Regions from separate parts of the Mus musculus genome. Here all the other regions are linked to region 2. Evidence: chromatin loops called from intact Hi-C (ENCODE). Cell type or tissue: left cerebral cortex. All regions are shown on one strand. Links, peaks and the distances in the headings refer to the core of each region. The heading gives the core; the rest is flanking DNA.

Evidence for each region. Peaks named below come from ENCODE experiments on the same cell type or tissue, not always from the same donor. Only the 100,000 strongest peaks of a DNase experiment are listed, where the experiment ranks them.
Region 1: a loop joins it to region 2, with 6 times the contacts of the local background. A loop is called at or near these places in 6 of 42 quality-filtered maps.
Region 3: a loop joins it to region 2, with 3 times the contacts of the local background. A loop is called at or near these places in 2 of 42 quality-filtered maps.
Region 4: it touches region 2 in a loop (4-fold over the local background); 11 of 42 quality-filtered maps call a loop at or near these places.
Region 5: a loop joins it to region 2, with 4 times the contacts of the local background. A loop is called at or near these places in 11 of 42 quality-filtered maps.

Annotation. Positions count from the first base shown.
Region 1 is chr14:99,744,726-99,750,908 of GRCm38, reverse strand. No RefSeq gene overlaps it. Among named protein-coding and RNA genes, the nearest start is that of Gm22970, 26 kb to the left of the region's middle. In left cerebral cortex, for the core only: no CTCF peak of the experiment used is centred there; DNase peaks (open chromatin) are centred at 1,132, 2,062 and 2,513; H3K27ac peaks cover 1,555 bases.
Region 2 is chr14:99,296,801-99,302,983 of GRCm38, reverse strand. Klf5 (Kruppel-like factor 5) reads right to left here and starts at 4,293. Exons shown (of 4, transcript NM_009769.4): 1 at 3,762-4,293; 2 at 730-1,603. The coding sequence starts at 3,989. In left cerebral cortex, for the core only: CTCF peaks have their summits at 1,274 and 3,694; DNase peaks (open chromatin) are centred at 2,873, 3,101, 3,700, 4,398 and 3 more places; H3K4me3 peaks cover 3,267 bases; H3K27ac peaks cover 2,366 bases.
Region 3 is chr14:99,627,783-99,633,965 of GRCm38, reverse strand. The region is part of intron 1 of Gm34061 (a long non-coding RNA gene); the gene reads right to left. It also overlaps the pseudogene Gm9298. Among named protein-coding and RNA genes, the nearest start is that of Gm33880, 4.4 kb to the left of the region's middle. In left cerebral cortex, for the core only: no CTCF peak of the experiment used is centred there; DNase peaks (open chromatin) are centred at 1,394 and 2,668.
Region 4 is chr14:99,139,410-99,145,592 of GRCm38, reverse strand. Pibf1 (progesterone immunomodulatory binding factor 1) reads right to left here. Exons shown (of 18, transcript NM_029320.3): 9 at 4,931-5,056. Among named protein-coding and RNA genes, the nearest start is that of Dis3, 43 kb to the right of the region's middle. In left cerebral cortex, for the core only: a CTCF peak has its summit at 3,150 (motif pointing left); a DNase peak (open chromatin) is centred at 3,146.
Region 5 is chr14:99,890,959-99,897,141 of GRCm38, reverse strand. The region is part of intron 6 of Klf12 (Kruppel-like factor 12); the gene reads left to right. Among named protein-coding and RNA genes, the nearest start is that of Gm22970, 120 kb to the right of the region's middle. In left cerebral cortex, for the core only: a CTCF peak has its summit at 2,215 (motif pointing right); DNase peaks (open chromatin) are centred at 2,230 and 2,872.

The DNA of each region.
Region 1 (6,183 bases), core at 338-5,337, 450 kb before region 2:
GAAATTGTATGGCTAATACAATTAATCCAGAGTGAAATGTTTCACTCATTATTCATATTTATAAATATGAAATAAGAGTGAAATAGGTCTCCTCACTACTCTCCAGTTTTGTGATGCCTTCGAAAAAAACGCTATTGTCCCTTTAGAGAACTGGGTCCTTCCGCCATTGCCTGTTGAGAACATCCTTCAGTAAGCAGGCCTGGGTTCCTTCGCTCACTGCCGTTCCTTAACTCAGCTCTAGCCCATTTTCGTATTACTCTGACAGCTCTCATCATGAAATGGAGCACCAAGTCTTGGACTTCTTTGTATAACTCTGAGTACCTTACACTGCAACAGAGGGTGCTCAGTAAAGGACACTTGATTGGCTCAGAAGGAATAGGTCAGCTTGGGAGGTGGGAAAAGAAAAGGAGATAGAAAAGACCCCCCCCCCCCCGTCTCTACGCAGAACGCAAATTAACACCAAAGCACTGTCTTTTTCTCTTCTCTTCCAGGCTGTTCTAAAAGGCAGGACCTATTCACAAAAGTTAAGTCCATTTTGCAGGATATGGTTTTAAGTGAAAATCCCAGATCACTCTTAAAATGTGTCTTTTAGGCTAGCTTCAAGCACCACGTCTCTCTCTCTTGTCTCTTCAACACCTCAGGGATGGGCCCAGAGGAGGGAAGGAACAGTCAAACTTCCTCAAAGATGAATTGGGTTAAGAGGTCTTGCTGATGTCGCTGTGGGCTTCTGGCTTCACTGATTCTAAGGCTTCAAAGTGTCCGGAATGAAGAGGGGGAGGGGCCTTAGGCAAAGCACAAAGTTACAGGCATATGTACATATAAGCCTATGAGCCACTAACGTCATCAGATAATGTGTAATGCATTTCTCTAAGATGAGCTTTCTAGTATTCTCCGGTATTAGAAAATACATCACCTTAGAAGATGCTATGGAAAAAAAAATTGTCACAACTGGGATGCAAGCCCACTTCTAAAATTATCACCATGTGTCTATTTCGATTTCCTACCACATTCCCTGGACTCCGAAGAGGTGAAGCTTAAAATCTCTTTCAGCCATTCGGCTCATACAGCACTTCTTTCAATAAGATCATGTTTGTGTTTCCAATGTAAATGACTCCAACCAGAAAAGAGCTTTCTTCCAGACGATTTCCATATAGTGTTGGTAGTTTGCTCCTGCTTCATGTTTTAAGCATGAGGCTGCTGCATAAGAGATTTTCTGTCAACTGAACAAGTTCAATAGAAAATTAAAGACTTATTTTCTTTAGAGGGGGGAAAAGAGAAGTGTGACAGTTGTTATAAATAAATATGCAAATGTGTTTCCCATTGCCAAGATTTTCTCAGAGAAAGAAAGCTTCAGTATGCTCAGACAATAGGGTTCCTCTAAGATCTTCCAGATAGAGGAACCTGTGGCCTTTCATAAATATTAGCAGGACAGACCTATTTGAAGAGGCTGTACAACCGACCGTGCAGTCTCAAATAATGCACTCTCATCACTTCTGGGAAAGACCAGCCTGGCTCTTTTTTAGAGGTTGGACATAGTAAAGATGGTTAGAGGTTTCTCTTGCCTTTCCCTTCTGCTCAGAACATGTTTAATAACACGCACAGTAGGAAGACTTGGTAGGAGTGAGATTAGAAGATAGGGAATTTAAAATATTATTCCTATGCATTCTTAATAGAAATAGACAATTATTATCGTGATCATTGATTTCATTTCTGTCTCCATTAATGCCTCCCTCCCAAGGCTAATTTTATAAAATGACTTGGTCATGGAGCTATCAGTCAGGGCTAATTATATAATTTCTTCCCTTCTTACTGAAAGCCATACCTCATCCCTTGCTGTGTGAGCAAATATTGCTACATTTTAACATTTCTTATTTATTTATGTGTTGGGGGGGCTGCCTCAATGTATACTATAACATATCATCAAAAAGGGTAGAATATCGTGCCAAAACTCCTTCTAAAGACAAATATTGCAGATTTGATTAATGCCTTTTCATGATACACTTAGAAACACAGCTCGTTTCAGAGCATCTGAAACAGACACAGGGGAAAGAAAGGCCTTAGGAGATGCACGCCTCTCCATGCCTTCCCACACGCATCTCAGGAGTCTGCACCGTCCATTATTCTTCTCAGTTATATGTGTTATGACTCCTCCACATTTAACCTTTAGAGGTGTTCTTTCACATTTGTAAAATGGGGGTGCTGCCTAGGAATGCCTCTTTTGAAAATAAGTAAATCCCAGTGCTTATGTGACCAGCTGGCTCTCACAGTCAGCCTAAGGTAGATTGAAGCTTCCAAGGGCATTCCGGGCCTGTCCAACGTTCGAGAGAACCATAGCATCTTGACCCGCTTATGGTTTTCTCTTGAGTACCTCCAAACAAAAACAAGTCTCTGTCTTCCAGACAGTCGGGATGAAAACAGCGTCGAGGACGAGTGATTCAGGTCCGTGAGGTAATTGAGGAAATGTCATGGCAACCGAAATGAACATGAGCAAGCTTCCCATTTGCCTGCGCCAGCAACTTGGCGGGTGGGGGTGGGAGGATGTTTCTGGTTGCATTTTGCTGCGATTAGACTGGATAATGGGGCTGCAAATTGTATCCAACCGAAAGGACTGACTCACCCACAGCAGCAGGGAATGCTTCAGCAGACAGCCCCTGGGAGGACGGAAGAGCCACCGCGAACCAAGCAGAACCTGTGCGTGCATGCAAACCTGTAAACATTAACGTCCTTTCCCGTCTCTGGCTGGATAATGCTTGGGACTCATTTTAAAACGTTTAGAAGAAAAAGTTCCTCATAACTTCCCATTACTCTAAGCCACTTCATGATTTATTTATATATATTAGGGTGCAAAGTGATTTGGAAAACTTTGGCATCTTATCCTTATGACTCACGTTACCCGGGACAGTAATGTGATTAGAGGGTACTTTCCAACTGTTTGAGGGCTTCAGAGAAGTAAAGGGTGTGTGGGTGCATAATGCCATGGTAGTCCCTCTCTTATGTCACACACCCCGAGCCTCTTGTGCTGAGTTTTCTGTAAGGTGCCTGGTAGATTTGGTGTCTACTGAATTGTGGTGGATTGGACACTTGTCCAATAACCTAGGAAGTGTGCCCCATCCTCTGGAAGATGTGAGTATAGTGGCTTTCAAGGTTAATGGCAGAGACATATGTTAATACGGTCCTTGTTTTTTCCTCTCAGTGGTTGGCACATCACATGGCTCTTCGTCAGAGTACAAATGAAGTCACCCCACATTTGACATAGTTTGCCCCCTGTCTGGCGATAGACTGGCACACTCCACAAAACCCCACAAAAGCACAACAGTGTTCACTGGTGCAAAGGTGTCCCAAAGGCTCCTCATTTGGCTCAATGCACTTACGGTGCATTCTAGACTATAAAAGCATGAAAAATTAAACACTCCAATGACAGATAATTTCACAATACATAAATTTACACAAGATAATTCTCTCAAGCCATAAATGGCAAGAAGAAATCTCTTGAAAAATCTTAGGAAAAAAAATTATCCTTAAGATCCTTTATCTTGTTATGTTACTATAGTAATAGAATCCCAACCTGCTCAGGCGACTTTCAAAACAGGTCGGAGCTTGACACTCTGTTGTAAACCCCTAAATACAAAGAAAAATCGTGTTTCTTTATTGGAGTTCAAACTCTAGAAACCTGACAGCTCTCAGAACTTTAAAGGAGACCGACTGACTTCTGTAAAGGGAAAGAGTCCTGACAATTTTAATTCATGCAGTAGTGCAACTAAGAGCCTCTTTGGTGATTTATGAAGGGCATGTTTGTAGACTGGGTTTTGGAATTTTTTGCATGAAAGGTGAATTTGTGCACAGAGTACTCTGGCATCTTCAAAGACCCGTGAGTCTGGCTGCGGCTGCGGCTGCATTTGGTTTGGAAATGTATGAAAGAAACAGTGCCATGCCTCAAGAACACGTTTGAACTGTCATTTTGTTTTGATGGGTAGATGTGGTGGTAGAAACGACTTTGTGTGTGCTGTTCTGTGTATCTGCATTTGAGGTCTCCATCTCATAGCCTTAGAAGCTTCTGGAGAGCTGCGATCACAGCTAGTGAACATACTACGAAGGCAACCCAGCCTCCAACCTTTTCAAATGCTGCTTTGGTTTATTCAATGACATCACAATTCTGCTTTGTCTCAAATGCATTGTGAAGTGATAAAAAGACCGTGAAGGAGGTCAATTATAGTCTAGACTAAAATGGCTGCCCAATTCCTGTCTGTCTGTGTGTGTGTGTGTGTGTGTGTGTGTGTGTGTCTGAGGGGGGGAGGGTTTCTGAAATCAAAAAGTATAATCTAATTAAAGATTCATCCAGAGCCCAATGACAAGGTGGTCCATGAGCAAGAGTTATGGTGTGGAGTGCTATGTTGTTGCTAAAGATAGATGATCAGATTGCCCCCAGCCCTGGGACAAGCAGTGGCCCCAGATTCCTCCAAGCTCTTCCTTTTGGGAGCCACTTCCTCTGCTAGAACTCTATCTTGTATTGAGCCAATATAAGAAAGATGTCTGGATTTATAATATTCACCTTTGAAACCGAGATGTGCTTCCCCCCCCCCCCCCGCCAATACTTGGCTAAAGTATTAGTTATGACATGGAAAGCTAATACAGAGGGGAAAGATGGGTGTGATGGGTCCAGTAACAGGTTTTTCTTGATGCCTGTCAAGTCATTACATAGTATCTGTTCTTGCTTGAAAATAGCAAGACTTAGGTGATCAGGGAAGAGGATGTGGCCCTGTTCTGAAGCACTGTTTTGGTATAAGAGGCAAAGAATGCTTTGTCTAGTAACAAATGAGTGGCCACCAAAACTGCAATAATTAATGTGAAGAAATCCTATGAATTATTTGGAAAAGGAGAAACATGTGCATAGTATCCATGAAAAGACTACATTTTAAATTTCACAAGATTAGTACCACAGATTTTCTCTTTTGCCTCAAGCTCCACCATGGCTAGTCATAGCAAAGTTAACTTTATTCTGGTGGCATGTTGTGGGGAGACAGTCCGGGGGGGGGGGGGGTAAACCCAGAACCTTGTACGTGCAAGTGTGTCACCACTGAGTCACATCCCCAGCTTCATGGTAGTAACTTTAAAATTTTCATATAGCTCATCACGAATAATTTCATAGAAAGTTTAACTAAAATATATCTCATTAAAGTACTATTTTGTTACTGAGATTTTATTACCCCCCCCCCATAACTTTGCCTGAGAGATAAGTGATTCATGCAGCTGACACTGGGTCCAGTCCTGCTGTGAGATCAGTGATGATAAACAGGAATAGAGGGGAGAAACACTTGTGCGGGGAGGACACGGTGGTGAATATTGCTTCCAATAATGTCGGATCATTAAGACTGAGTTTTCCCAGAATGATAGAGAGATAAGAAGCCAGAAAGGGAGCAGTAGGTCAAAGAATTTTGCTGTACATTTAGAAATCCTCACAGCCACAAGAGGGCATCAATCAAAACCTTGGCAGAGTATGTGCTCCAAGTCAGCACAGAAAAGCATATGGAGAGAAAAATAGAAGGAAGTGAGGAGTAGTCTGAATCACGAGTTCTAACTGCTGGGCTCCTCCTTGGGGGGCTGCCACATCCGAAGCACAGAGAGTTCTAGAACAGCGCTTCTCCAACTTGATCGGCAGCTCTCTATGAAAAGCAGATTTTTGGATCAACTGTTAAAAGATCTTATTACAGCAGATCTAGGGAGGACGATGAGACCTTGTGTGGTTAACAAGTTCCCAGAATGTACCGATACTTGTCATCCAAGAACCAAATGTAAAGCCACAGGCTTGAATAAATACATAAACTCTTTACAACATAGCACCTTGGAATTTATGCAGTAAGATAGCCTATGAAAACATCAAATCATATGTCTTTACCACTATAAACTCCTCAGGACTAAAGCAATCATCCCATCCCAATCATCTTCCTTCCAAGACTGAAGAGTAGTCATGGTGGGTAAAGCTGGTTAGAGTGGGATTCTAACCAGAACATGGCAGGGACTGGAAACTGATGAGCCGCCCAGTCCAAAGGAAGTGAACATCAATTAAAGCACAGGGACTCACCCTGAGGGACAGAAGAGGACCAGGAACCTGGATCACATTGGATCCCATGACAAAAAAAATAGTTTCAGGGCTGATGTTCTAAAATTTGGTAAGAAAAACAAATG
Region 2 (6,183 bases), core at 613-5,612:
TATAATCCTACTTTGTTTTTCTCATTTAGCATGTCATGCCACATCGTGCAGTCAATAAATTATGCCCTGCATTAATCATAAACTTGCTTATGCCTGCAACTTGGAAATATATTTATTACCATCCAATTATATTTTGGGTCACGTATCTCATTCAAGAATGAGCATACACTATCGGAAACAACCATTCTTAAATCCATTTGGTGCTATAATCTATTAGATTAAATGAACCCCAAGTTGTCATTTACTACTAAAAAGAAAGAAATCTAAATTAGATTATTTCCTAGAATGGTCTAACCGTTAAATAAAAATAATATTTTTTTTAATTAAAGGTGTGGTGGCACATGCCTTTAATTCCAGCACTTGGGAAGCAGAGGCAGGCGGATTTCTGAGTTTGAGGCCAGCCTGGGCTACAAAGTGAGTTCCAGGACAGCCAGGGGTATATACAGAGAAACCCTGTCTCGAAAAACCAAAACAGAAATAATAAGTAAATAATAAAAGGATCTCACTATGTAGCCCAGGTTAGTTTGAACGTGTAATCTTCCTGTCTCGGCCTCATTGCTAAGATTAAAGGCATGAATTGCCATGGCTGGTGTTTTATGCCATTATACATCAGCATAAAACACAGAAATATTACGAATAGGTGATTTCTTTAACTGTCAGGTATACCCTACCTATTGGCACTCTGGAACATGAAACCCTCCTGATGCCCTGAGCACACAGACCACATACCATTATAATCGCAGAAGTGGATACGTCGCTTCTCCAGATCCGGGTTACTCCTTCTGTTGTATCTGACAGGTGGGAGAGTTGGCGAATTAACTGGCAGAGTGGCAGGTAAATTTGGGTTGTGAATCGCCAGTTTGGAAGCAATTGTAGCGGCATAGGACGGAGGTGGGGTGAGATTCTGCAGCATCTCAGCTTGTCTATCGGGACTTCCAGGCTCTGAGCTTGGTGGTGACGGGGGAAAGTAGGTGGCCTGCTGTGGAAGAAACTGACTTGGCATGGTGTACGTGCAAGGGGGCATGCCCTGGAACTGTTTCATTGACGTCTGTGGAACAGCAGAGGGGTGTGGGTTAAGGCCTGCCATAGAAACATTAAGGGTGTCCATTACTGCCGTCTGGTTTGTCGAACTGGGCATGTCTAGATCCGGTGTATTCAACAGCTGGTACAGGTGGCCCTGCTGGGAAGGGACAGAGAGATGAAGATCTGGTATAGGAAGTTCTTGTTTGATGAAGATATTGTTCACCTCCTGTGGTGGCGCTGTGGTCTGGTGGGAGCTGAAGATACTAGTGAACTCGGGGAGAGCCTGGGTGGGGGCCGGAGGAGGAGGAGGGGCCGTCGACTCGCTCTGGTGGCTGAAAATGGTAACAGGTTCTGTCTTGATCTGTGTTACGCATGGTCTCTGGGATTTGTAGAGGCCAGTTCTCAGGTGAGTGATGTCAGGGAGGAAGACGTTCATGTTGATGCTGTAAGGTATGCCTTCAGTGTCAGTGAAGAACTGGTCTACCACTGAGGCACTGTCTCGTCTATACTTTTTATGCTCTGAAATTATCGGAACTGGAGGGAGCTGAGGGGTCAGATACTTCTCCATTTCACATCTTGTCTAAAAAAGAAAAGACGAATACACGTAATCTACCCGACTCAGTCAGGAAGGATAAATAAATAATATGGTTTACTTAAAAACTCGACAGGAGTACAGGGGCCAACTCCTAAGTGTTGCTTATGAACACACAAGTTTATTTTGTCAATTGTGTAATTATCGGTTAACCAAGACTCTACGACATGTCTTCACTAAAGTCACTCCCGCAAATCATCCCCAGACAAAAGTGAAAGGCAAATGGGGTGGGGGGTGGAGGTCAAAACATTTTCTGATGCAATCAAGTCACACACACGCGCGCGCACACGCGCACACACAGTCAAATTAGGGTATATCTTCAGTTAAACTATGGTATCACAGTTTTGCCAAACTGCCTCAAATCTGTTCACATCCATTACACTTGAAAACTAAAACCTGTGCAAATCTTAAAAATAATTATTCCAAAGGGCTTTTGTGTGTGGACTAGGTTATTTTATCAGGCCTAATATAAAATGTTCTCTGGCCATTTCAATACTTTTTGAATAGAAACTTGAACCTGTGGAGCAGAAGCCTGTATTGTATCCACTGATACAAAACAATTGCACCCTCAACGTTTGGTCCAAATGTTCACTTGAACCAGTAGATTCGGTAATGGGTCACTATCATAATGAAATGGACCTATTCATATCCCTATCTAAAACAGATCTTTAATTATCAAGGAGAAAAATCACTCCCTTGGTAGACGGGTGCTAAGACTCCCGTGGGTGGGGAGAGGCTGCTGCATCGCAGGCACAGTCATCAGCAAAACATTTATCATGTCCTCTCCGTGGGCCAATGCTACATTCCCCCTTCCTCTGTAAAAAGCGCAGTCATCTTGCTATCTCCTGAGCGAAAACTACCAGAATAAAATAACCAAATATCTTCCAGGCCCTGATTGTTTAAGAACATACATAATCAATCCAGCTACTGACCAGACGCCTATCTTTCCCCCAGCTCTCTTCTCTAATATAACGAACGCTTTCTCTTGATTTTTTTTTTGACATTGAAAAAAAAGGAAGTCAGAAAAAGATCAAGCCCCAGGTAAATGAAATGGTTCATAGAACCATTCACCTCAGTCAGTGAATAGGAGTCGTATATTTTGCTTTTAATTTTCCAAAGAAATGTCACCTCGGACCTCAGATCATCAAGATCTGGATGTGGACGAGGACGGACGGGATTTCCCGGATATGCAGGACTTAAAAATAAAGATTCATGCTGTAGCCATGTGAGTCACATCTGACAAAATGCCACTGTCTTCTCAAAGCACCACGACACTGGCAGACCCCAAGAAATAGGCGCTCAGTGCAAATACACAATACAGCAAGAGGCTATTAAACTAAGCGTCTTGAAATAAACCGATCTTAAACCCTTTCGTGCACTGCGCTCCCGTGGCGGTTAGTGGTTTCTGATTTTAGCTCTTCCAGCTGTTTGCATGTGGGTCTGTTTCCAATTTTTTTTTTCCTTGGGACTAGCTAAAAGTCCCGGGAAGTTTTTTCTAGGCTATATGACTCCCGTGCGTGGGCGAAAGAAACAGGCGCTTGCTCTAATTCGGCTGCTGGGCAAGTGTAAAAGCCAACTGCCAGCTTTCAACGCGACTCCGAGAGGAAATTTACGCGCACACTAAGAAAAACAACACCCCTGGCCTTTTTTGTCCGTGTTTCTTTTTAAGGGAAAAGCGGTGTTCCAATACAACCTTAAGATTCTAGTTTTCCAAACGGGGCCCTACAATACATTCTAGGGTGAGCCTCCACGGGGGTATATGAAACCCCAGTACTCCAATTTGCATTTCTATTTCACCCCAGAGGACGCAGGCAGGTGGACTTCCAAGGCCAGGGCCATCGGGAGAGAGCGGTCAAGAAGCATTTTAAGCCAAGTTGAGCGTGGGCACAAGCTTTCATCCCCACGCAAGCAAAGAGAAGGTGCACGCGAGCGCGCGGCTCTCTTTAGCTCCTCTGGACAGATCCGGGTGGGCCCCCGCCCTGCTCCCCCATCCACTCCCCGGCGCCCCGTCTGGGAGCGCAGGGCGGGGCTGTCCACCCGGGCACCCGTTCCCGCGCGTCCCAGTCTGGAGCGGCCCCTGTCGCCCGCGCCTCGTAGCGGCGGGACACGCCCGAGCCGGGGAAGGGAGGCCGGCCGCTCTGCTTACCTGGACCAGCTCCTCCGAGGGCAGTCGCGGGCCAGCGGCTGGCGGCGGCGCAGGCGGGTGGTGGTGCGCGTGTTTCAGATCGTCTCCGGAGAAGAGCGCCGCGTCGCGGGCCGGGTTCGCAGCGCCCAGCACCGGCTTGAGCTGCGCGAACACGGGCTCGTCCTGCGCGGCCGGCGGCTGGGGCAGTGGTCCCAGGCGGGCGCTCATGGTCAGCACCCGCGTGGGCATGGACGGTCTGGGGATTACGGGAGCGGGACACGGAGCGATCGCGATCCCACCTCGCTCGGGCTGGCACGGGACGGCGGACTCGGCGGGGGGCCGCGGCGGGGGACCCCTGGGCCGGCAGCCAGACGCTCACGAAGGCGGGCACGGAGATCGGGGCTCCTGGGCTCGGCCACGCGTCACCGCCGAGGTCCTCGGGCAGCCACTTTCTCCCGCCCCGCCCCAGCGCTCGCTCACCCTCTCGCCGGAACCCGCTCCCGCCACCCCCAAGCTCCACCAGCAACCTAAGAGAGCGCGTACCTGCCCCGCGACTACTGACACTTGACGCCCGCCTCTATTTCACCCAACTCCGGGGAGGCAGGGCCAGCTCACCGGACTGGCAGCGTTGTGGCCAATGGCAAGGCCCCAGGGCCAGAGGGTAGCCAGTAGGAAAGAAGGCCCACGAGGTCCCGCCTCCGACGGGCCGACCGCACCCCTCGCGGGCCAGGAGCTTCGCGCGCAGGGCTGCGGCGCAGTTTGTACACAACTTCTCTGACAGATTGGGCCGGCGGAGCACGGGGCGGGCGGAGGGAAGGAGAGGAGCGGGTGGAATCTAGGAAGAGGGGGAAATCAGGGTGGAGACGCGGAGGGAGATCTCTCCGAACTGTTCTCTGCCAGGATTAGGGCGAAAAAAAAGTATTGCACGTCTTAGGTGTTGTGCAAGGACCTGAAACTCGAAAACCGAAGACAGAAGGCAGCTAGGTGGGGGGAGCTGAGGTTTCCAGTCTTAACCAATGAGTGTATTTTTTTTTTTAAGTATACAAAATGTACTTTAGAGGAAAACAAGGGGCGGTGCGAAAACAAACGTAAAACAGCCCTCCTTTCTGTGTTTTCAGCCGTAGATCTATCTATCTTTTCGCAGATTCCTTGTGGCCTGAATAAAATCTGTAAATGTCAAGCATTTTTTTTCAAGTCCTTGCATACCAACCTGGGCACATTTTCCCCTACAGTATTTAAGGAGCTACAAGTTTTCACAGACATGTCTACTCTCCTTCGCCGAATGTGGGGAAAAGGTGGGGTGGGCCATATGAATTATGAAGTTTTTAATATTTAAACCATGTTGATTCTAGCCCGAGCATGGAATCTAATTTGAGAACTAACAGCCAGCTCAACCGGGTATTTAAATAGACATTACATCTTTGGCTTATTTTTGCTAGCACTGTAGTGTTCGGAGGGGCGGGGAATGGAGTTTTAATATATTCAGAAGTATGGGTCCCATCTACCTAATACAGTGTCACCTTTTCCTACGAAACGGGAACCAAAGAAGGCACAAACATTCACAGACATTCAACAGCCCTGAAAACTGGGTATCCAAACTGGTAGGAAAGCAACAGTCAACTATATTACTACCTTTTTACTGCGTTGTTTTAATGGAAGGTGAGTGGTTTGGTTTGGTTTTGTTCTTAATTTTTGCCAGTAATCACACCAAAGGAAACGCCTTTCCTTAATCCTCAATGTTCTTGTCTATGATTTTATCTGGCTTATTGAGAAGCTGAAACAATAAACTGCGACTTAAAAAGACGCCTGTAATATTGCTATCTATTTACGTCTGTTGGCAGCACACTATACTATAATACCTACCTAGAGCACACTCGCTCCTTTACAGTGAAGCATCTTTTTAAAAAGTTCTTAGGAAAAAAAAAAAGTGCACCTGAAAGAGTGTATCACAGGTATAAGTCTCATTTCCAATGAAATTTCCAAAGTCTCACGTGTCGTTTATTTATTTATTTATTTATTTATTTATTTATTTATTTATTTATTTATTGTAGCAAAGATAAAATCATATTGTGAACTCAGTTTCTTTTCTCCCTTTTCCTTCCTGTCAGCAATGATCCATCTTTACAGTTGTGGTTGCCACTTTCAGAGGATGGGTGATGACAACTTTCATGATACCAGGGTGTTATTTAATAAGTGTGTGTGTACTGACGTTTTACGTCGACAACCCCATGTTGCCAACCTTCATCTTTAAAAACTTGGCCTCATTTTTCTCTGTTATTAAAGCCAATCACGTGCTCAAATAACTCTGAGACGGGTCATAGAATTGTTGTCAGATTTTAACTTTTTAAAAAGGGGTCATTTTTTTAGAAGACCTCTGGGTACTTAATGCTGATAGTATAACCAAACCAAGTGTGGAGTGTTGATAGCTCTTAACAGGATGGTT
Region 3 (6,183 bases), core at 730-5,729, 330 kb before region 2:
ACAAATCTCTGTCCAAAGCCTGGAGCAGACCTCAGGTTTAGAAGCTGGCTTCTAGTGGCAAAACCGCTTGTGTGGCACATTCCTCTGTGGAGCCTGATAGGCCCTGATTGGCTGAGCATTTGTGTACAAATGAGGCATAAAATGGGACCCACCAGAAGAGAGTGTTCAGACCCAGAAAGGAAGAGAGAGCACCCACAAAAACCTGGACTTGTTCTCAATTTCGGACTAAGTTCTACTCTATCCCTCTTCCCCATAAAGCAGCCTGTTGTGCGTGAGTTAAGGGCTACTGGGACCTTTGTTCCCTGCTAATCCAACGTTTCAGTGAAAGGGAACCTGGGATCTCCACCTGCCACTCTCTAATTGTTCCGGGTCCGGGTCAGGGGTACGGGGTGGGGGTGGGGGTGGGACTTCAAACACAGCCTGCTGTTGGCATCTAAAGCATTGTCACATCTATTCCACCAATCACCTCCAACTCTGGAACCTTCCACCACCACCTAATTTTGGAAAGTAGCACTGGCAAAGGGGGAAGAGGAGAACAATAGCCCATGGACAGACTACTAACTCTATCATTTATTTATTTATTTATTTATTTATTTATTTATTTATTTATTTTAAGAATTTAGAAAACAGAATGGTTCAAAGGAAATCTTGATCACCCTTAACTACAGAGACAGCCACTGCCAATATTTTTTGAGTGTATCTTGCTATCCCATAATCCTTATCCTTTGCCTATTCTTTCTTCATTCATAATGTGATATCAGAGAGGCCATGTCAGTCCTTCCTGTAATGTAAAGACATGTAAAGACATGTTGTTTGTGACTGTGGGGTGGGAAGACTTTAATATGGAGCAGAGAACTTTCTCTGAGGAATCCGATAAATCTCAACGTTAAACACAGTTCTGGAACTTTTCTGAGGACTTAATTTTCTTCTGCGGAGAGAGGGGAAAAAAAAAATCTGTGTTTAAAACATCTCTTGCCCTGAAAGATCGTTAGAAAGTTTTGAGAATAAGGAAGTCAATAGGCTTTGTCTGAAATAAAAGCTAGTGTTCTGAAAAAATAGAAACGTATTTTAAATTTTGTCTATAACCTTAATTGGAAAGGATCCCAAATTTACCATATTTAGAATGCTGAGGTAGTTTGGGATCTGAGACAAACAGTAAGATTAGTATATATACCAAAGGTATAAGGCTAACCAGACAATTGGCGTTAATATTAAGTAAATCAGAGATCAGAGCAGTAAATATTTGAGCAAACTTTGTGTCTCAGGAGTCGGGTGACTCACAACCTCCCACAAGTTCAGACAAAGTGGACTTTCAGGAGAATTCGCTGCTTTCCCAGTTACTCAGCAAGGCTTAGGGGAAGAGGTGAAAAGAGAGAAGAAAAGGTTTCCATTGGCTAACAATAGGTGGCGTTTCCAGGAATGGGGCTTAAGGATCAAAGAGAAAAGGAATTGATTAACTCATTTAGAGAAGGCAAGAAATTAGGAAGAAAGCAGAAAACACCTGGGCTCCCCTTGAAGACAGGGGCTTGCGCAATCTCTCCGAAACTTATCTGTCACTTACTCATCCACCAGCCAGAGAACTTCTAAATAAATATTCAAGGAGCAACTACTTGCTAGGCAACAGTTTGGAGATGAGAGGCAACCACAGCATGCCGGGTGATTCTGAAAGGATAGATTTACTTCATGAAAGAACCCTTAGCTCACTCTCCAAAACCAAAAGGGATTGGGCAAAACAGCTATTTGTCGCACCCATCTCTAAATGAACTGATTCTGAGTGATAAAATTCATTTTGCACTCTGCAGTTTGGCAGAAGTCACCAAACATGGAACCTTGCCCATCACCAATGTTCAAAACATCTGACAACTCCGAGGGCCTGGCTATTACCTATGCATATTTTTGTGCGTATTCACTTGTCCACAGGACTGCATAGATCATCACAGCACAAGGGTGCATAGATGCACGTGTGCACACGTGCGCGCTAATACACACACACACACACACACACACTCATACACTCACACATTCGCACGTGCACGCTCACTCCCACAGACAGGTACATGTCTGGGGGTGGCATTAGGCACTGGGAAATGTGGATACACACAAATTATCTTTGGAAATTAATATGGGATTTAAATCATACCTACGGGTCAATATTCAACAGTTGCAACAAGTATTTGACCCGTTGTCCATGATAAAATAACATCAAGATACTAATATATTCTCCTTTAGGGATTATATTTTCGTTCTATTTCTATCCAATGGCTGATTTCCGTTTATATCTATGAAATGAGGAAATGTTCTGGTGTTTGAAATGTGAACACAATGTTGCCATGATTCTAAAAAAAAACCAAAAAAACAAACAAACAAAAACAACAACAACAACAACAAAACTCAAGCAATTCAAAATTGTTTCCTGGTAAAACTGCAAGCACCTCCCCTTTCTGGTGTCTTTGAGTCTCTGATTTCAGATGCATTAGTCATGTTCCTTGAGGCTGAACCTCATTTTATTAATTTCTGAAGTTTTCTCCTCATATAAAGGTAGCTGGAGTTCTGCAAGAGCATTAGAACAAGATCAGCCTGTTCTCAACGTGACAAATTATACGGTTTCTATGTGAACACTGCCGTTCTTCATTCAGAGTCAGAAAGCATGGGAGCTGAGATGAGTCATAGTTTCCCGACACTGGAAGAACTTGTTTGCTTCTCCCGCCTCTGAAATGCCATCAGAGAAGAACTCGATTCTTCCCAAGGACCAGCGAATTCTACAAGATCACATTCTAGATAAAGGAGTTTGAAACGAAGAACACACCACCACCACCTCGGTGTAAATTTAACACCACCACCACATCCCTTGCACGCAGAGGCAAGGCTGAGAAAGCGGTTTGGTTAACCCCCAAGCTGCCTTTAGACAAACCAGTATTGAAGCTTTCTTAGATGTTCAGACAACAAGGTGTTTTAGTGATGCTGTTGTCAGTGAGGAATAGCAAACTCTTTAGAGGCGAATATCAAACCATGGAGATTGATCAATGACCGTGCTGGTGCTCACCACAACCTGCGAGGCAGAGATCTTTGTCCACCTGACTGAAGCTTTGACATTTTCTTTAGTGGTCTCATTTCTCAATGACACAATGTACTCCTCTGTTTTACACAACTGTCAGAACAACAGTCCACCTATTCATATCAGCAACACGAAAACAAAAACAATGTGTACAGAAGGTAGGAAGAAAACAAAACAAAGACTTATAAAAGAAGTCGGCATCCATTCAGCAGCTGCCTTTGTCTTCTCCCCAGCCTGCCTGAAAATGTCATACTTCGGCCTGGAGACTTTCAACGAGAACCAATCTGAGGAAAACTTGGATGAAGAAAGTATGATTTTAACGCTGGTCCCATTTAAGGAGGAGGAGGAGTCAATCACAGACTACCCTATGCAATCAAATGTTTCTTCTTCAACCTCAGACCACACACCACCAGCCCGTTCGTTCTCTGGTGAGGCATGCGGGAATCAAACATCCAACCAGATCCATACCAAGCACCTGTCCTCCGCCCAGCCTGCCTCCTATTAGGGACGTGTCCCGGAACACTCTTCGGGAGTGGTGTCGGTATCATAACTTGAGCATGGATGGCAAGAAAGTTGAGGTCTATTTGAGACTTCAGAGACACTCATATTCTAAACAAGAATGTTATATTCCCAATACATCTCGTGAGGCCAGAATGAAGCAGAGTCCCAAGAAATCCAAGATTGTCACCAGAGGAATCGGGTCTCCAAGCAGGTGCCAAAGGAAGAAGCAGGAGAATGGTATCCTGGGAATTCTAACTTCACCTAAGGAGTCCACATTTGCAGCCTGGGCAAGGATTGCCATGAGAGCAGCTCAGTCAATGTCTAAGAATCGATGTCCTCTTCCGTCTAACGTGGAGGCCTTTCTGCCACAAGCCACTGGATTCAGATGGTGTGTAGTCCATGGCAGGCAGCTCCCTGCACGTAAGAAAGGCTGGGTTCGCCTGCAATTTCTTGCTGGACAGACCTGGGTTCCAGACACTCCCCAAAGGATGAATTTTCTCCTCCTGTTACCGGCCTGTATTATCCCAGAACCAGGAGTGGAAGATAATTTTCTATGTCCTGAATGTGTTCAGAGCAACAAGAAGATCCTAAGAAACTTTAAAATTAGAAGCCATGCAAAAAAAAAAAAATGCCCTACCCCCAAATATGCTGCCTTAGACAAGATTTTACTCTGATCTAAAGGGAATGGAAGAATAGTCTGTGATCCCTATAATGGCTAAAAACAAACAAACAAACAAAACAAACAAACAAACAAAAAAAACTGGCTGTCAGTTATCAGAAGCCCCTCCTCCTGTCTCCCAGCAGAGTAGAGACTGCTGACAAATTAGCATCCATCTCTCTAACAACAGCCTGCTGCATCTTAACATCTCTGACAGCTCCTCATGGCCTTGTGCTGGATTGGCTAAATGCTTAGCTATCTGAGAAATGATTTGGTTTTACTGGGTTTGTTTTGCTGTACTTTTTTTAATATAGATTTTTGGTGGGGGAAATGGGGAGCAGTTTCAAATTAGCAAAGCAGAAAGTACTTTAAAATATATATATATATGAAAAGAAAACAAAACAAAACAGGCTTTAAGTTTCAGTTGAATTAGGTTGGGACCCTGGTATCTAAGCAACTCAATTGTTCTCTACCTCCCTGTCTGCATCCATAGGAAAAAAAAAAAAACAGTTAATGATATCTATCCTGTAGACATTTATGAAAATCAAAAGATAAATTTAAAGGGCTAGTTTACACTTAGTTACCGTCACTAACCCTTCTTTAAAACTTAATGAATTTATCTCACAAAGTAATTTGAGGAAGGATGTATCCAATATGAAATGTGCACACAAACACACACACACACACACACACACACACACACACACTTCTGAAAAGTTGCCAAACACAAGGGATGGCTACTAGAACCTCTGGTGGGTTTCCCAGGCCCCAGGGGATGGCTGCACAGCCACGTGCACATGGGCAGTACTAATTGGATTCTGGGTGTTATTTTAGAGAGAGAGAGAGAGAGAGAGAGAGAGAGAGAGAGACAGGAAGTGTGGAGGGAAATTTGAAGCTGAGGAGAATTAGAGAGAGGGAATGGCTAGAGAGATATAATAAGATGCATTGTATACATGTATCCAAATTTCCAAAAGTTATTTTGAACTTTAAAAAGTTGCTGAAGAAAAATTATCACCAGAGAACTCGTGAAAACTCTAGATCAAAGACCATTCTCAGTACAGAAATTACCAACCTTAATTCCCCCATGCTAACCCAATAAACTGCCCAGCACTGTCCCCAGCCAGGCCATCTAGTTTCTGGTGTAAGTTTGTCAGGGTTGACAATGAGAAGATGAGTTGGAAGAGGAGGAGCTGCAGCTGACGCCATCCTCCGTGGCCTCTCAGGCTTACTAAGGGTGGCAGCAAGACAGAGGTTAGTAACAAAGTCACCTGCTTCAAATCCTTTCTGAAGGGTGCAGGCGGCTAGACGTAGGAACCAGCAACTGCTAGGAAGACAACCACACTGTTGTATAAACTCTGTATTCAGGCAAATCTCACTGCTTCATACTGACCGTGTGCTCTTCATTCAGTTTCTGAAACACTCCGCCTGCTTCTTTGTCATCTCGTGGAGTTGTAATGGCTCCACAGACAGTTTCTCTAAGGATGTAAAGGTTTATCAGATTAGAGTGACTTGGTCCGGTTCCCAGGACATGGCCCACCCTATAGATGTCAGTTTCTTTCATCATGAGCAGTTCCTGATTTTAGAATGGGACTTCCTATGCTAAAAGAAATGGAGAAGGCAGAAATAGACTGACCATAAACCAAAAATCACTGGGGTGGTCAGCGTTCTTGTCGTCATAGCAATCACAATAAGAGGTTGAAAGGACGGGCAGGTGACCAGCCTGCCAGCATGCTATTGATCCAGATTCTGAAGTGTAGAAAATATTTTTCAATAATGTAATGAAAAGAAAAGAAAAGAAAAGAAAAGAAAAGAAAAGAAAAGAAAAGAAAAGGAAAGGAAAGGAAAGAGGAAATGAGCAGAAAGGAAAAGCAAAGATATTTGCCCTCTATAAAGCCGACTCAACTTCCTACTGAGTAGCCCAAACTGAAATGCAGAGACAGCTGGACAATCCACCCAGCCCTCAAACACT
Region 4 (6,183 bases), core at 649-5,648, 160 kb after region 2:
AATGGAGTATATTTTCTCATTTCGAGGAGATAAAATTCCTAGTATCAACGGACTGAATCTAAATTTATACTGGTGCAAACATCATTAGAAAATGAAATCTTTAGCTTAGGACTGGCCTGTAACTTTGCAATCTTCTTGCCTCAGCCTCTTGAGTTCGAGTGTTAGAGGAACATGCTACTGTATCTAAAAGAAATTCTCATTTAATAATTTGCTTAAGAAAAGCTATGTATTTTAGAAGAAACGTTTTGAGATCACTATTGACTGAAAATGCTATAATTTCCTATTCTTCTATTATAATTAGTTTTATGATTTGAATGGCCATGCCTTCCCAGAGTGGTGTCTAAATGTAATCACCGCTGTAACAGTCATCATAAGAGGTACTCAAGAGGTGAGCAGGCTCCGAGGGAGAAGCCTTTCTGAGTGGGATTGATGCTGTTAACATGGGCAAGTCCCCTGCCTTTTGCTCTCTCACATGCTCTCTGGCCTTCTGCCATGTGAGGATGGAGGAAACAGGCCCGGGCCAAATGCTAGCACCTTGATATTGAATGTCTCAGCTTCCAGAGCAGCGAGATAATCAATTCCCATTCATTATAAATTACCCGATCTTTAACGATTTATTTATTTATTATGTATACAGTGTTCTGTCTGCATGTATACCTTCTGCATGCCAGAAGGGGGTGCCAGATCTCATTACAGATGGTTATGGGCTACCATGTGGTTGTTGGGAATTGAACTCAGGACCTCTGGGGACAGCAGCCAGTGCTCTTACCCTCTGAGCCATCTCGCCAGCCCTCAGGTATTCTTTGAATGTAGCAAAAATAGTGCTTACATGGAATTTTATACTTTCTAGCTGTGACTATGAACTCAAAGTAGGTAACCAATTCATATGAAATTAAACACACATACAAGAGAAGTCCATAGGCATGAGAAATTTACGAAACAAAACTACTCATTAAGATTCATCAAGGTGCTGCAGTTTAAACAGTGGTCAGCAATTACTATTAAAATGAAAGTGAATAAATATGGTGGGTGGTCAGCCGAGTAGCTTCTGCATCAGTGTCGAGGCTCAGCCCTGATCAGTCCATTAGAAACCTCTGTGAAGGCTTTCCTGTAACAACTTAGCCTCATCCTGCTCTCCCAGGCTCCCCCACTGCGCACAGAACTATGCACAAAGCATGTGTATGTAAACTCTTGCACAACGGGGAACTCACCTTCAGTCTATGTGGGACAGCCTACACATCGCAAAGTAAGTATTAGTGACAGGAAGAACCACCTGAGGCACATGGGGTAATAACAAAGGAGAGCTGCAACAAAGGCCATCCCAGCTGCTCACAGTCCACCAAGTTACCTGCAGACCCCTTCACTCCCAATAATCCAGCTAAAAAGACCAAAAACTCAAAGATAAAATAGAGAAAAAGACTTAAATATTTTCACAGAAATTTCAAAATTATACATTTTATTTGGTAAGATATGAACAAGAGGAGTACTAGTTGAAGCACTAACGAGGAGACTCACTTTTAAAATGTAGGATGGAATCTCTGTAATCTAGCTCCAAATTCATCTACTGGGCAGGTTAAATAGATTCAACTGATCTCGTAAATAAATCCAGATTCAAGATAGAAAGCTGTTTCATAGCACCAATTTTCTATGGAAATGTCATGTTTGTCACTGAGGCTTCTTGTGGCCTTTGGGACAGTCCACTGTGATCAAGACAGCACTAACAGGAAGGAAATACAATCACGAAGCAACACTGCACTAATGGCCACACTTAGAAGCACCGCTCAGTCGCCTCTGCACTGCGGCCTCCCTTTCACACAACTGTGAGCTGCTGCAGTTCCAGACTCTGCAGCAAGCAGAGCCTAGTGAATGCGCCTAAGAAACTCACAGCCTGGACTACACGAGTTTCTTTTCCGTGCTATGAGAACATCTCACATTCCAGGGAGTTGTGTGTTCTGGAAAAATTCAAGCACCTTAGTTTATTGCCCCTTTATTATCTCTCAGAGGTGCTTAGGAAACAAGTCATTGTGTAGACCTTCTAGATTTCCTAACAGTGGACTTTAATGTAACACTCTCATGTACCAGTTAGCTTTTATATAATAACCATTTTACGTAAATTGTCATCATATAAATGATTTTTATTATACACAGGCAAAAGGCATAAACATACCTATACTCATTACGTATTTTATCACTTACAATGCACTTCTCACATTTCCTTCCTAATTCAGACCTCATGGGCCCTTCTACCAGCTCATTCTTATAAAGAGGAAAGAAAACTCACGGTTAGGCAGTCGCTTTCCCCCCACTAGCAAGTGCTGTGAGGGACAGGACCTAAGTTTAGTCTTTTTGCTCAAAATCTTTCACTCATGGAATACTGTCTTTTCTTTTTAAGAAAGGGGTTGGGCAACCTCTTGAATACTGGCGTTGAACGTATGCACCTCAATTTGTGGAAAATGTCTTATTTCAAAACATGCAAGAGGGACTGTAGCCTTTACAAAGACCTAGTAAGCAAGTTATTTACATAATAATTCTTACCACTGAACTGAGTTTCTCTCATTCTGCCTCCTGCTACCAAGGTATTTCTCTACTCTTAGCTGCTTACGCTCTTCAAAAGGTAATGCAACTATAAGGAGGCGAGGCTAAAGACTAAAGACTTGCTATAGTTTAACTCATAATGTAATACACAGCCAGCTTAATTTACCTTGTTCAAAACAAAACTAATTGTTTGTTTGTTTTTCAAGATAGAGCTTTTCTGTGTAACTGCCCTGGCTGTCCTGGAACTTGCTTTGTAGACCAGGCTGGCTTTGAACACATGCTCATAGAGATTGGCCTGTTTCTGCCTCCTGAATGCTGAGATTAAAGCCATGTGCCACCACACCTGGCTTGAATTTTGTTCTTTTATAAGGAATATTAAAGTCTTTCTTTAATCATTTTAAGTTGTAAGGTTTCAAAAGAACTTACACCTTGTTAAGGACTTAAAGGGACAGAAGTTATAGATATATTTCAGATCTGCCATAGTGAGGATTCAGTCACATAAGTACCGGGACAGAGTCCTGTGAAGTGAAAAACAATAAAAGCAAGCTTGTACATTCAAAAGCTACTAAGGTGTCCCCGAGCCGGCACAGCATTGCGCTGCACTTTGGCGCCATCTGGTGGCAACTGTGTCACAGTGTTAATACCTTACAGGTCAATCTAAAACCCTGTGGTTGAAGCGCCTGGGTCCGATCCCATCAATTTTCTGGTTAGGCGGTATGATGGTTAGTTTTAATTGCCCACTCAACAAAGCCCAGAATCACTTGGGAAGAGTGTACATGAGCTGTTGTCTAGATCAGGTTGGCGCGTGAGGGGACTGTCTTGACTGCATTAATTGATGTGGGAGGCCCCATTTCCCAGCTTAGGCCCCAGAACTCTGTAATGAGAGTGCAGGCTGAGCACTCACAGTGCATAATTTACTCTCGTGCTCTCACCTGCAGATGGGGCTTGCTTTGACTTCCCAGCAGGACGGACTTGTGAGCTAAAATGAACCCTTCTCTCCTAAGCTGTTTTTTGTCAGGGTATTGTGTCCCTTCAGAAATGAAGCCTAAACAGAAAGTTTCCATTCACTGTGAATGAGGATCCAGAGCAGCCCTGGGGATGAGCACAGCAGGCTCTGACTATCCTTCTGCTGACTTCGCCTGCTGCCCAGTTTTCTAGTCAGCTTTGCCAACCTATCTACCTATCTATCTCTCCTAGTCGGGGAGAGAGTCAATACATGTAAACGTATGCTATGCTAGGATGTATTTGAAATGATTCTCTTTGTTCTTGTTTTTTGATGGACAACTGAAACATCACGAAACTGTCACAATAAGTACATAGTAAAATAATATATAGTAATGGCTATTGTTTAGGGAAAATCATGCTGTACTATAGAACTATGCCATAAATTTTAAGGTTATGTAAACAAAAGCCTACAAAATGCCTACAATATGCCTAGGAGAAATGAATGAACCACAAAACTAAATAGTAATTATTTATATAATACATATTATCTTTGCCAGAGTTCTCTGTCATGCACAGACCTTTCTCTTGGTAAGGTAAGATTTGTGAATTCACTACTATTTGGATATCCCACAGATACTTCCAGTGAAACTAAATTCAGTTTCTACTAAGGCCTTTTATTTTTCTAATGTTTTAGCAAGTTTAATCACTACCCACTAAGCTGGTCAACATGGGATCTGATCTCTTACCCCTAACCCACTAGGGCTTGCTGGGCCCATCTGCAGATCATTGTGCCCATTTAGGCTGAGTGATACCCTAGTTGGTAACGTGTTTAGGTGGAAAAATGAGGACACCAGGGAAAGGGAAAAACGGAAGCGAAGAAAGGAAGAAGGAAGTGAAGGAAGGAGGAAGGAAACAAGAGAAGACAGAAAGCAGGAAGTAGTTTAAATGCCAGATTAACTTTAGAGTAAGCATATGAGAACAACTGTCAGTGAAATAAGTGCATTCATTTAATCTTCCAATGCTCCCAGTTACTAGGGGGACCTAGCATATAACAATTCAAAAGTAACTGTGGGAATAAAAATATTCCTCAATGTTATCTGATATAATATCTTTCAGGATACATAAAATATATAACATTGCATATTTTACTATTTCAATTTTCACAAGTATACAAGAGAAATGGTTGGGATAACTTTTGGTGTCTTGGCATTTACTAATTTTTCTCTTATTCTTGTCTTTAAACTGAGGTAACAGGAAACAGACACATTAGGAAAGACCTAAAGTATGATAAGCCTTGTTGTAATTAGCCATCAAAGAATTTAGAATGTTAACATTCCCATTAAATTTATATTTACAACTATGAAGAAAGAGGTCTCAAAAACAGCATTTAATTTCAGTAAAATTATTATAATCCCAAACAGGCTTGCTCAATCTCTCTCTCCCTTTTTACCTGTTTTCTCGTTCATACATTTCCCTAGAGGCACTTCGAAGCTGATCAATTTCTAGATTAGTTTTCAATTTGATTTGTTCCAGTTCATCATGTAGTTTATTTTCATATTCTGTTTTATAATGGTCTCTGCAAAGACAAAAGAAAAAGTCACAGTTTTCCCTCATGAAAAAAAAAATAAGCTCTTGTTCTCCAGGTAAGATTTTAATATATTGGATGAAGTATGCTTTTACAGTGTGTTTAGAAAACTTAGCCATTTTAGAATACCTAAAAACACTGTTTCAGAAATGTTGAGCAGGTAAAGACAAAATTTTTAACTTAAAAATTGTTCTTTTATTTTTACTTCATGTGCATAGATATTTGCCTGCATCTATGTGCACCCTATGCATGCAGTACTCAGGTGGCCAGATGGTGTCAGAGTCCCAGACTGGATTTACAGATGGTGACAGCGTTGTCACCTGTGAGCCCCAGTGTGGTACTGGAAATTGAATACAGGTTCTCTGAAAAACAGCCAGTGTTGAAAAACAGCTCTTAACCGTTGAGCCATCTCTCCATCACCAAATGCTGACATTTTAGTTTTGCTGATCAATAGAGATAGTCTGAGGATTATGAGGGCTATTAGCATAGCAGTACATATTTAGCAAGAGAGAGAAGGTCGACGTGAGATGCAGGCAGTCTGAGTCCAAGACCTGGGATCTGAAAACCAACGTTGCAATGAGTGCCGTCTCATTCGTCTTTCATAGCACACAGTCAGAAGGATACCAAGCCTAAGTATGCGGACATTTTCTTTAAAATGGTATTCTAGAGATATGTACAGACTTTCAAAAACTACTAAAAAGACATCATGGTCAAGGGACTTTTTTTGCTTGAAGTTCTCAGAACTAAACTCGGAACTTTGTGTATATTAAGAAGCACTCAGCCACTGAACTATGATCTCCACCCAGCAATGGGAAGTAAGTTCTGTGTAGTCAATGTGACGTAGCGGGTCACGGTGCTTACTGCACAAGGCCAATAACCTGAGTGTGACACCCAGAACTCACGAGGGAAGGAGAGACTGACTCCTCAGAGGACCCCAAGCCCAACAACATTTGTTCTCACACAATACTGAGTAAGCTCAAATCCGAAACCAACCAACCAACTGAAGGACCATCCAACCAACCAACCAACCAACCAACCAACCAACCAACCAACCAACCAACCAACCAACCAACTGACCGACCAACCAGCCAGCCAGCCAGCCAAAATCCTTGAAAGAA
Region 5 (6,183 bases), core at 338-5,337, 590 kb before region 2:
CTCCCGATTTTGTCAGCCATGTCTTTTCTAGGTACGCTCACACCTGTCTCCTTATGCTGTCTTTATAAGGTTTGTGTTCCCTATATACTGAGGGAAGAGATATTTATGGAAGTCTCTTAATGTGGACAAAATATATGTAAGTCTTCTGGAAGTTAACTCTATTAGGAGCATGTAGGTCAAGGAATGCTGCCAATGAGATCTAGTTTATCCATTGTAGCAGATAGAAGCCGATTAATTTTTTAGACCTAGGCTTGTAATGTTTGAGCTATCCCTGAAATGATGACTTGCTCTGGAGGTGAGGTTGAGGCAACTTCTGGGGATCCAGGGAACTCTTGCTGTAATGTTGGCAGCCTGGGGATTTATATGTTACATTCTCCAATCCAGAAAATACATATTATAAGCCCACTGTAGTGACTTACGGTATTGTGTTAAAATCAGTAAGTCAAAAGGATCTGAATAATACACACACACACACACACACACACACACACACACCATCTCTCCTTCATCTTTTCCAGTCGATTGATGGGCAGATTGAATATGACAAATGCAAAGAAAATACCCTGAGTTGTAATCCTAGAGACCTCCATATGGCAGGCTCTTCGTGTAGATATGCTACCTCTAGTCTGCAGCAACATATACTCGCTAAACTCCAGCTCAAAACCCAAAATGTATCAAATCCATTTATCCCCTTCCCAGGGAATCACTTACAGCCAATCCTCTGTATCCAAAGGGTCTACTCCTGCACATTAGTCTTGGATCTTACTTAACATCTGTGAGCTTTTTCTTGTCAGCATCCCTTAGCTGTATGCATAGAAGCTATGGGAAGCATTTGCATTGTTTCAGATGCTGTAAACAGCCAGATATCATCTGGGGTGTACAAGAAGATGCGCAGAGGTTAGATGCAAATACTTCACTGGTTTCTATCTTACACCTTGAGTATCTGTGAGGATGGGGCAAGAACCAGTTCTCTGATACCAAGGGACCACTCTAGTCTGTGCAGGCATAGCCTCTTGAAATGACAGTCAAGTGACATTATTCTCAAATAGAAAGAAAGAGTAAAATTTGGTTAGCTTGTTGTAACTGGTGTCAAATGATCCCAGGCTAGCTTATAATTTATAATTATATACAAGATTTCATAACATAGTGAGTAAAATGTAATCAGCACTAGCTCTATAGAAATTCAGGCTGGCTTGCATGCTTTTACTAAACAGCTTCTTAGCCTTACCTTTGCTTCAGGCATGTTGAGTAAGATCCTTATGTGTGACCAAAAATACTGTATGTGGAGTTTGGGATTATAACTGATGAGTTACGAAATCCGCGCACGCTATGGGAAGGGAGCGGGCTGCAGTGAGAAACTTTCCTTAAGAAGGACACAGTAATTATCGTGTTAATGTTTTACAGTTCTGCACTTTAGTAGTGTCTGACCACTCGTGTATTTCCTTAGGACGCAACCTTGTAAACATTTCTAGGGATACAGGAAAGGGAACTCTTCTACATGTTAGCAATGCATACACAATTAAAGAAGAGTTTGGGAGTGCACATTTAAATAATTTCAATTTTAAAATAATCAACTCTGTTTTGTTACTGTGCCGCTCAGGTAGTGGCAGGAATATGTGAGCAATTATTTTGAAATAGTGTCATGATGGCAACCCCTGCCGAGGCTACATTGTTAAAGGAACATTACAAAGGAGAAAATGTAGCTCAGGAGTCATCACAATGTTGCCAGCAGGCCCACTGTTCCTACCCTCTCGTCTACATTGTATATTTCTTCCACACAATAAGGTATGCAGTGTATTTAAATGAAATTGTAGAAGCTTTAAGTTAATGGAGTCTTACTTGTACAGTGAATATCTACTTTTCATTTCCTTCATTTAAAGATAGTACAGGTATATTAAGTGTACATTCTAAAAGAAAATATGGCATCATTTAGGTTGTTCACTATTGTCTTAAGCAGGGGTTCTCAACCTTTGGGGCTCGGAGTACCTTTTCATGGGGGTCAACTAGGATCATTAAAAAACACAGATGCCTACAATATGATTCATAACATTAGCAAAATTACAGTTATGAAGTAGCAACGAAGATAATTTTATGGTTGGGTATCACCACCACCTGAGGCACTGTCTTGAAGGGCCGCTGCATTAGGAAGGTTGATAACCACAAAGTAATTTCAATGCTGTTTTAGCTCTCAGGTGTCAGTAATGCGTACAGCCACTAGATGGAGCACTAGACTCGGCTGTTGCAGCTAGTCTAGGTGGGAAATATGATGGCTCTCCTGCTGTGTGGGACACACTAAAGTGAAACGTGGCAATCAGAATGAAATGTTCCACAGAGCATTTCAACTTAGTAATGAATGGAAAACGGAGTTAAATTTCAAGCCAAGTTTCTAAAAATAATCCCAACATGTCTTTTCTTTTTCAATAAATATTGGAAATATTTCATATTACAAATTGATATTATGCCTCTGCCACAAATCTGGGGCGGGGGTGGGGGAGAGTCATTAATAGGGCAGTTTTGTTTAATGTTCATTAAAATTTATATTTATATTTATTTATTTGATAGAATTTATATCAAGTTCTATAAACTGAACTTGAGATAGATACATTTCTCATGTATCTGCCTTCATAAAAATAACTCATATCAGAATATTAGACATCGAAAGGTTACTTATGGAGGCTTGAAAATATGAACCAGGGATGATTAGACCGTGTCTGAAATCTGTCCTTATTTACATTTAAAAGTAAAGGAAACTGTACACTAATTAGCAACGCCTCCTCGGATGAAAGGGGCATGTGCTGTAACCGGATCACTGTTATTTATAAATTACACGTGTGATGCACTTAAGCCCCACTTACACCTACGCTCCCTCCCACGCGGTGATGCTAAGTGGCTCCAGATTCCACGGTCTCACTTTTCCCCTGACTCATCGCTTCTTATTGCTATTCATGTATTTCTTTCTTCTAAACTGACATCTCGATTTCTTTTTTTTTTTTTCCCTGAATAAGATTCTAAAGTGGCTTGGGGAGATTCTCGGACAGCTGTCCATCGCGGTGGCCTTTGGGTCCACCTTCAGATACATACAGTGCTACTTCTGATATTTGCGTCATTGCTCATGGTTCCTTGAACTCCCCTTTTAGGATCTCCCTCCTATCTCTATTAACTATAAGACAAAGCACACAGCCTAGTGATGGTGCTGAGATACCATCTAAAAACTGACTCTTTTCAGGGTAGAATCCTCATGGTAAGTAGCTTGTAAGTCCTGGCCAGAGTTCATGTAGTCTGTGAGCTGCATGGTTGTCTTAGTCTGCTTCTGCTGCTGATGTTACAGTATCACAGACTAGGCAAGATCTAAAGAATTAAGCTTGATCCTGATTTCTGGGTCTGGTTCAAGGTTGAAGGACTGCATTAGATGGTGGCCTTCTTGATATTGGAGTCCCGTGGTGGCTGTCACAGGACAGGAGACAGGAATGTTTGAGAGACTTATTTACTACTCCTTAAATGCCTCATGGTAGGGATTAAATTTCAACATGAATTTGGGTATTTGTTTGGTTGGTTAGTTTTTGTTTTTGTTTTGTCTTGTCTTGGCTTTTTTGTTGGTGGTAGTGGGATTTTTCTGGATGGTTGTTTGTTGGTGAGGCTGGGTGTCAGTCACACTCACACTACAACAAAGTGTGCTGAGAAATTTTAAAAAATGAAATATGAAATGTGAAGTGATGAAACTAAAGTCTGCATCTCTCTTTGTCCTGTAACTGATAAGCTTGGAGCAGCTACCAAAGGTGTGGCAATCTCACGGATTTTCATTTTTAGCTTTATCCCCAGATGTTGTAAGTCTCATTAAAAATGTGTGACTCAGGACATCAGTTTTATAACCGAAGCAGATAGATACAGTGATAACACATCCTAGGCCTTCGGCAGTCCTTGGCTGAAGTGGATCCAGCTATAGAGCTATGTCATTGTAAACTTATGGCTACAATTAAATAACTTTACTTGGGACTCTAATGGATTTGATATGTATGAGCGGTAGTTGTTTGGAAGTGAAGCTAACTGCCATTTAGTAAGCATACTATGTCACTGTCATAGTAAATAAACAGTTGTTTACATTCTTACTAAAATATTTCAGTTTCCCGTTTGAAAGGCCATATCCATGGGATGAGCTCAGCAACTACTGGTTGAACATTTTCTCCATTCCTATAGATGGAGTTTCAGAAGCACAGAAAAAGTCATGGACCGTCCTTGGTGAGCTTGCCCATAGCAGAGTAGATAATTCACACCGTATCCAGGGGAGAGCAAGCAGCTGCAATGGTGCCTAGCTCTGCAGATGAGCCTGGGTCTGTGCAGCTCATTCTGACCTTCAACTCCAACCTCAAATGGCCTGCCTACTTGACTCTTTTCTTCCTACTCCATTGGTCAATAACGTCTTTTAATTTTCCAGAATGCCTCAGTGTCACCTGGCCTATTAAGCTCTTTGACATGCGCCGTCCCCGCCACATATACACCTTGTGCCCCCAAGTAGGCCCAGAATGTTGTTCAACTTGCCTTAGTTTTCCCCACATGCCTTTCCTTTCCACCATAATGTCTTAATAGTATCAGGCTACATACTGGAGGGCTCTGGAACAACCTTCATGGCAGCTGACCAGATAGATGCGAGGATGCGGGAGGGGAATGCTAAGCTAAGAACAGCCAACGTGTGTGCTTACTGTAGGGGCTTAGGATCCTTGTACACATGAAGATCTCACGTGGAGGGTACACACATTTCTCTGTCCCACAAAGTCATGCACAGCTACGCAAGTATGCTAGACATTTTTTACTGGCTATGTAAATCCCAGGAAGTGAGCCAGGTTAGAAGATCCACCAGGGGTCAAGCATTAAGGGGAAAAAAGCCCATTTTTAATTGAGGCCCTGGTTGCTCTAGGGTCTGTGTTCTTGTCATTCAACCCAGTCCTTGACAGGTTCACAAACCTGCCAGGTTGATCCCTTCAGGAGAGCCGTCAATCCCATGCTTGCCTGTATGGCAGCACATATGTACTTAGCATTAGTGTGACAAGATGGCATGAGAGGTGGCTAACTAGCCTTTCTCCCCACTCTACGAAACTTTTATGTGAGAAGACACACACTAGGAGCACTAGTCCCCAAATAAAACCAGACAGGCCGCTCTTGAGTGCTCCATTGCTCAACACACAACTCTTTGCATGCTAATGAATGAGATTTAAAAGTGAAGACAAGGCCTGGGGTGATGGTACATGCCTTAAATCCCAGCACTTGGGAGGCAGAGGCAGTCGGATTTCTGAGTTCCAGGCCAGCGTGGTCTACAAAGTGACCAGGACAGCCTGGGCTATACAGAGAAACCCTGTCTCGAAAAACCAAAAAAAAAAAAAAAAAAAAAAAAGACAAGTGTTGTGCAAGACAGCCATATTGGCAAGTATCTTTTTGCAGAGCGCAGAATAGCAAAGAGAGAAGATGCTTGCCTGTGTATATTGCCTTGGTGGCACAGAGCGACCATCAGCAGCCATCCTCATGGCGATTTGCCTTAGCAAGCAAGCAGTTCCCATTGCCACCTAAAAGGAGGAAACCTTTTCAATCTAGATTGCTATCAATACGCATAGAAAATGTTACAAATATAATACTGTTTTCACTAAAGAGAAGGGAGTTCTCTTGACCCATCAGAGAGTTAGTGTCTTTTAAAAGAAAGTGCCTGAGATCCACAGTGATACTTGTGTTTTATACATTTGATTTCATTTTATACCAAAGCTGTATCTTACTGAACTGCTGTTTTAAAAGTTGATCTTTTGCATACACTTAAAAAAAAAAAAGCTTGTAAAACCACCTGCCAATGAATGCCTCTGATCAATAATATATTACAAAGTGAATTTTGCTTTCTGAACTTTATTTATGTGAGCACATATATCACCAAGTTAGAATTGCCATGAGATATTTATGGACACCCTTTCCTTTTGAGCTCCGTGTTATCTTTACATTTATCAGAGTGCTGTGAAGAGAAGAATGTGGGGAAATGTTATTCTCAGTCTCTGTGCTCTCTCACTTGCTACCTGAGAAGCGAGCATCTCCTAATTCTGAATGGTAGGGGTACTTGTTACTAAAACAGATTGTGTGGGGTTTAGTAGAATTATTAAACACGGTACTTATTACAAAGGTGATATAGAACTGTACTTTGGTAGAATACAT